Regions from separate parts of the Homo sapiens genome. Here region 1 is linked to region 2. A link is a contact called in ENCODE Hi-C or POLR2A ChIA-PET data. All regions are on one chromosome and are shown on one strand. The core of a region is the stretch at or near the end of the contact, and the rest is flanking DNA. Distances in the headings are between cores, read along the strand shown.

Evidence for each region. A loop is a pair of places that touch in the nucleus more often than their neighbours do. ChIA-PET counts read pairs that join two places held with the same protein, here RNA polymerase II (POLR2A). Pooled maps may share reads with other maps.
Region 1: a loop to region 2 is called in a pooled map, with 5 times the contacts of the local background. The contact joins the promoter of GTPBP2 here to the promoter of SRSF3 in region 2. A Hi-C loop is called at or near these places in 2 of 50 pooled maps. POLR2A ChIA-PET finds 5 or more read pairs at or near these places in 2 of 52 experiments (BJ and activated T-cell).

What each region holds. Positions count from the first base shown.
Region 1 is chr6:43,627,955-43,630,654 of GRCh38, reverse strand. It overlaps GTPBP2 (GTP binding protein 2), which reads left to right and starts at 1,391. Exons shown (of 12, transcript NM_019096.5): 1 at 1,391-1,678. The coding sequence starts at 1,493. It also overlaps a transcript of MAD2L1BP not described here. RefSeq lists enhancers at 362-581, 1,202-1,381 and silencers at 1,442-1,581, 1,602-1,681.
Region 2 is chr6:36,593,009-36,595,708 of GRCh38, reverse strand. It overlaps SRSF3 (serine and arginine rich splicing factor 3), which reads right to left and starts at 1,347. Exons shown (of 6, transcript NM_003017.5): 1 at 1,228-1,347. RefSeq lists enhancers at 1,060-1,289, 890-1,571, 1,680-1,839.

The sequences.
Region 1 (2,700 bases), core at 142-2,641, 7.0 Mb before region 2:
TCTCCTGCCTCAGCCTCGCGAGCAGCCGGGATTACAGGCATGCGCCACCACGCCCAGCTAATTTTTGTATTTTTAGTAGAGACGGGGTTTCGCTGTGTTGGCCAGGCTGGTCTCGAACACCTGACTTCAGGTGATCCGCACACTCCTTGGCCTCCCAAAGTGCTGTGATTTACAGGCGTGAGGCACCGCACCCGGCTGAGTTGTTTAATTTCTTGACCGTGTATGAGCACCTCGCAGTTCGAGAAGAGGGGAGAAGTGGACACACTGTGAGTGGTCTGAGTCATGAGACAGCCATGCGGCTGTGAATTGAGCCCTAGCGTCCTGACTCGCAGCTCAGCAACATAACTGCTTTTCCACCCTGCCTTTCTGTGTTCTGTGCACTGGCTTATGTCGCTGAATGTATGTACTCTGTAGAGTGCAACAGCACTAAAGAGCTGGAGATTGCTTCACAAGAGAGTCAAAAGCCAAAAATCCCCTGTGGCCCTAGGCCAAGTTTCTATTCCCGGCCACTGCCCCGCCCTCGTGGTGGTTGGTGTAACCCGAGCCCTAGCCCCGCCCGAAGTAGGGGCCAGGCCCCTCCTACAGTCTTGGCCGTTTAAAACCAAACTCAGTTCTTCCCGATTGGTTCTGCTTCAAAACAAAGGGGAGGAGGAATACTCGCTTTGGGTATGCTTGCAGCCTTCGGGGAGGAAGCTGGTTTACGGGTTCGGGTCTCGTGTCGGGGCCACCGCGGTGCCTCCGGTTATTAAAACCAGCCCCTGGACGGTGCCAGCCTGGTAATAAAGCAGTGACTACTATGTAAAGGTAGCATAATCATCCCAACAATAACAGCCGTAATTTGGCTAATCACCATCCGCCTCCGCCCTGGCGTTCGCCCTGACTCACCCCAGCGGCACGCGGGCCATAGGGGAAGAAACTGAGGCAGAGGCGGAGCCAGCAGGCTGGCGGCACCAGTAGCCTCAGTTCTGCAGCTCTCGAGGTCCAAAACCTGTTGTCTAGGATCCGCGCTAAAGGGCCAAATCCCGGAGCGCCCACAAAGCTCGATTCTGATGTAAGCTCTTCTACGCTGGTGTCCTCGCGTCCCCACCCCAGGCCTCGAGGCTCTAAATTCCCCCCAAGTCCTAGAAAAAGAACATAGCGCGAGGACTGGAAGTCAGACTACAGCTCCCTTAAGCCTTTGCGCGCCAAGGCGCGCTCCTTCCCCACGCCTCCGACGACTCCCGCGGCCACTTGCGCCGCGATGCCTCCTGGGAGTTGTAGGGCGGCGACGTGTCATTTAAGTGAATTCCCAGGCCTGGGGACTCTATATCCCGTGGTGCCCCGCGGCTGTTTCTGACGCGACCCGGAGGCCAGGGAGGTGGGGGGCGTAGCTTGTGCAGAGCCCCACCCCACTCTGCTCAGGCCGGCCGGACACGGCAGTGGCAGTAAGGGCGGCGGCGACGGCGGCGGCGGTCGGGGGAGGGGCCGGGCGGGGGGCTGGCGGCAGCGGCGGATGGACTCGCGGGTATCGGAGCTGTTCGGCGGCTGCTGCCGGCCCGGAGGGGGCCCGGCCGTGGGCGGAACCCTCAAGGCTAGGGGGGCCGGCAGCAGCAGCGGCTGCGGGGGGCCAAAGGGAAAGAAGAAGAACGGAAGGAACAGAGGGGGCAAAGCCAACAACCCCCCGTATTTGCCCCCCGAGGTGAGCACCTGAGAAGTGGTAGGGCGGGAAGAAGCCACTCTTTCCGGCCCAGGACTCTAGGGAGGCGGGACCCAGATAATTAATCTCCCCTTCCGGTGTCGAGACCCCAGGGAGGAGGGGCACGGGAGGAGAACACCTCTTTCAGGTCCCGGGACCCCAGGGAGGAAGGGCAGAGACTGGACTCTCAGGTGACAGGACCTCAGGGAGGAAGAGTGGAGAGGGAGGACTCCCCCTTCTGATCTAGATTACCCCAGGAGAGAAGTAGAGAAAGGGGATCCCAGGAAGAGCACCCCGACCAACTGCGTGTGCCGCCATAGGGCAAGAGAGACTGCATCCTGGGACGAGAGGCAGACAGTAACCACCACTTCTTCTAAACTTGTTCCACAGGGAGAAGGGGAGTACCCGGGAAAAGAGCAATATGTTCCACACGGACACACACACAGTACTCGGGAAAAGAGCAGTATGTTCACTACACACACACACACACACACACACACACACACACAGCCTAAGCCAGTGGTTATCAAACTTTGGCATGTATCGAATCACCCGGATTGCTGGCCCCCAACGCCTGGCCAATTTTATTTTTTTATTATTTATTTATTTATTTTTTTTGAGACGGAGTCTCTGTTACCCAGGCTGGAGTGCTGTAGGGCTATCTCAGCTCACTGCAACCTCGGCCTCCCGGGTTCTCAAGCGATTCTTCTGCTGCAGCCTCCCGAGTAGCTGGCATTACAGGTGCCCGCCACCACGCCCAGATAATTTTTGTATTTTTAGTAGAGATGGGGTTTCACCATGTTGGCCAGGCTGGTCTCAAACTCCTGACCTCAGGTGATCCACCCGCCTCGGCCTCCCAAAGTGCTGGGATTGCAGGCGTGAGCCTCCGTGCCCAGCCTAGAATTTCTGATTCTTTCTTACTAGTGAGGATGGGCCTGAGAATTTGCATTTCTTATAAGTTCCCGTGTGATACTAATGCTGCTGGTCCCAGGACCTCACTTTGGGAACCATTGGTCTGGGCCCTA
Region 2 (2,700 bases), core at 98-2,597:
AAAATGTGGTATAGACATAAAATGAGTATTATTCAGAATGATGTACTGACAAATCCTCCAACGTTGGAAAATCTTGAAAACATTACGCTAAGTTAAAGAAGCCAGACATAAAAGTACACGATTCCATAAATACTAAATATCTAAAATAGCTAAGTTCAGAGAGACAGGAAGATTAGTGGTTGCTAGGGACTAGAGGAAGGGGGACAGGGAATCTGGGAGTAAGTGCTCAATGGGTAGTAGTCTCCTGCGGGGGGAGGTGACGGAAATGTTTTGGAACTACGTGTAAGTGATGATTACACAACACTGAATATACTAAATACCACTTAAAGATAATTTCACTTTAATAAAAAATTACAAAGAGATATTTGCTACTAAAAAATTTACTGCACTTTGGGGACTTATTTTTTTGTTCTTCCTTGGCGGACTTGTATTTGATAAAGCTTTATTACTGAGTCACTTCGACGATGAATCTGATAAACTTGTAGACCAGTTTCAATTACATAAAAACCATCTACTCAATAATTCAGCTGAAGTGCTTTCCATAAACACCACGTTCTTCTTACTCTGGGCTTGTCTAATTAAAATATCCAGTCCAGACACATCCTATTTGCCGTGACCACACCCTGTGCCCAGGAGTAAGTTCTAAGACCAAACCACTGGTGAAAATTTTTAAAAACACTGCTGGCACCTGTCTTAAGCCTCCATTTTAATGGGAAGCGATGAAAGAACGAATCTTAAGTTCAAGGAAGATCTTTCGGTCTTAGAAAAAGGTGATTAGATTCAGGCTGCAAAATCTGAAACTACATGAAAGTAAGGTGACTACGGGGGCCATTTAATATGAACTGAAAGGTCCGGTCTTGGTTAGTGACTTTACAAAAACATTCTGAGAAGCTTCCCAATTAAATGAGGGGCCAAAAAAAAAAAAGGCGCCATAAAAATAAAAAGGCCGTGACCTGGAATACAACTCGGCTATCGGCTCCCCTTTGTGGTTCCCAACTCCCAGGTAACCCCCATCCTGGCTCATGCCCCAATGAGGAATATAAAGACTTCCACTCCAAGACTAGGAAACCCTCCGATGGGCCGGGAGCCCCCGCCACCGCCCCGTGCTGAACGTCACAAAATGGCGGCGGCGCCTCTTTGTCTCAATCTGGCGCCGCCATTGGGCCTGGCTCCTTGGTACTGTTAAATTCCATTTCCACCTCATTCCCTCTTTCGCTGGTCTCTTACCGAGATCTAGGGTTAAAAAATGCGGCGGCTCAAATCCACACGCTCCGATGAGTCTTCCCGCTTTCCTCCGGCCCAACACCAACCAACTCTCTCACTCACCCGGCGTCCACGAAATGGCGGACCACCGCCTTCTCCTCGCCTTTATTTATACGCCATACTGGAATCACATGATTGGACGGGCTCCCCCAATGAGAAGCAGAAGAGGCCGTGACGTATGGCTACAAACGCAGCGAGAGCCGCGGTTGCTGGGAGCGCGCTCTGGCGGTTGCGCCGGGTGGGTGGAGACGTGCGTCGGCGCGCGCTCGTTGTAACAGGCCTGGTGCTCCCTCGAGCGTTCCTCCCGGTCTGTCGACCTCCAGGTTACCCACAGACTCCTCTTCCTCACCTCCAAATAGGCTAGGGCTTCATAAACAGCACCGTCGCCGTCACGCTCAAACACTAATAGGAGCCGTTGGCCCCTAACAAGATTAAGAGATGAATTAATTAAGTGCTTCACCCTTGTGAGCGGTTAGTCTGGAACTAAGAGCATCGCGTTTACAAACAGGTCACGGAGCTGTTTGTGACCCAGCTGGCACCAGACTGTGGCCGCCTAGATTCCACACTGAAGGAAAAGCCTGGTTTGGAAAGTTTGCCCAACTCTTGCTGGTTTCTCGTCTCTCAAGCAAACTTGCAGGACTTGGCGCCGACAGCAAAGGAGACCGGTCAGGTGACCTGGAAACTATCACCTTTAGCAAACACCCGGAAAGGGAAGTTTCTGAAGAAGATTGAATGTAAATTCTGGCCCCCAAGCAAATGCCAGGAGGGGTATCTCGAGCCTTTCTCCTAGCAGCCGTTGCACTGCCTGGCATGTATTTTGTCCGGGCCACTTCCCTTACGAAGACAGAGCCGCAAGAGTAATTAAGGGGAGAGAGACTGTGATTGGGTTAGAAAAATCACCAAGGGCCGGGCGCGGTGGCTCATGCCTGTAATCCCAGCACTTTGGGAGGCCGAGGCAGGCGGATCACTTGAGGTCAGGAGTTCAAGACCAGCCTGGCCAACATGGTGAAATCCCGTCTCTATTAAAAATACAAATGGCCGGGCATGGTGGCAGGCGCCTGTAATCCCAGCTACTTGGGAGGCTGAGAGCAGGAGAATCGCTTGAACCCAGGAGGCGGAGGTTGCCGTGAGCTGAGATCCTACCACTGCACAAAAAAAAAAAGAGAGAAAAAGAACCTGTCTTTTTATTTATTCCCTCTTAGCTGAAAGATATGCCAATTATTATGTTTTTTTTTTTCTTTTTTCTTTTTTTTTTTTTCTTGAGATGGAGTCTCGTTCTGTTGCCCAGGCTGGAGTGCAATGGCGCGACCTCGGCTCACTGCAAACTCCGCCTCCCGGGTTCAAGCGATTCGCCTACCTCAGCTTCCCGAGTAGCTGGGATTACAGGCACCTGCCACCACACCCGGCTAATTTTTGTATTTTTAATAGAGACGGGGT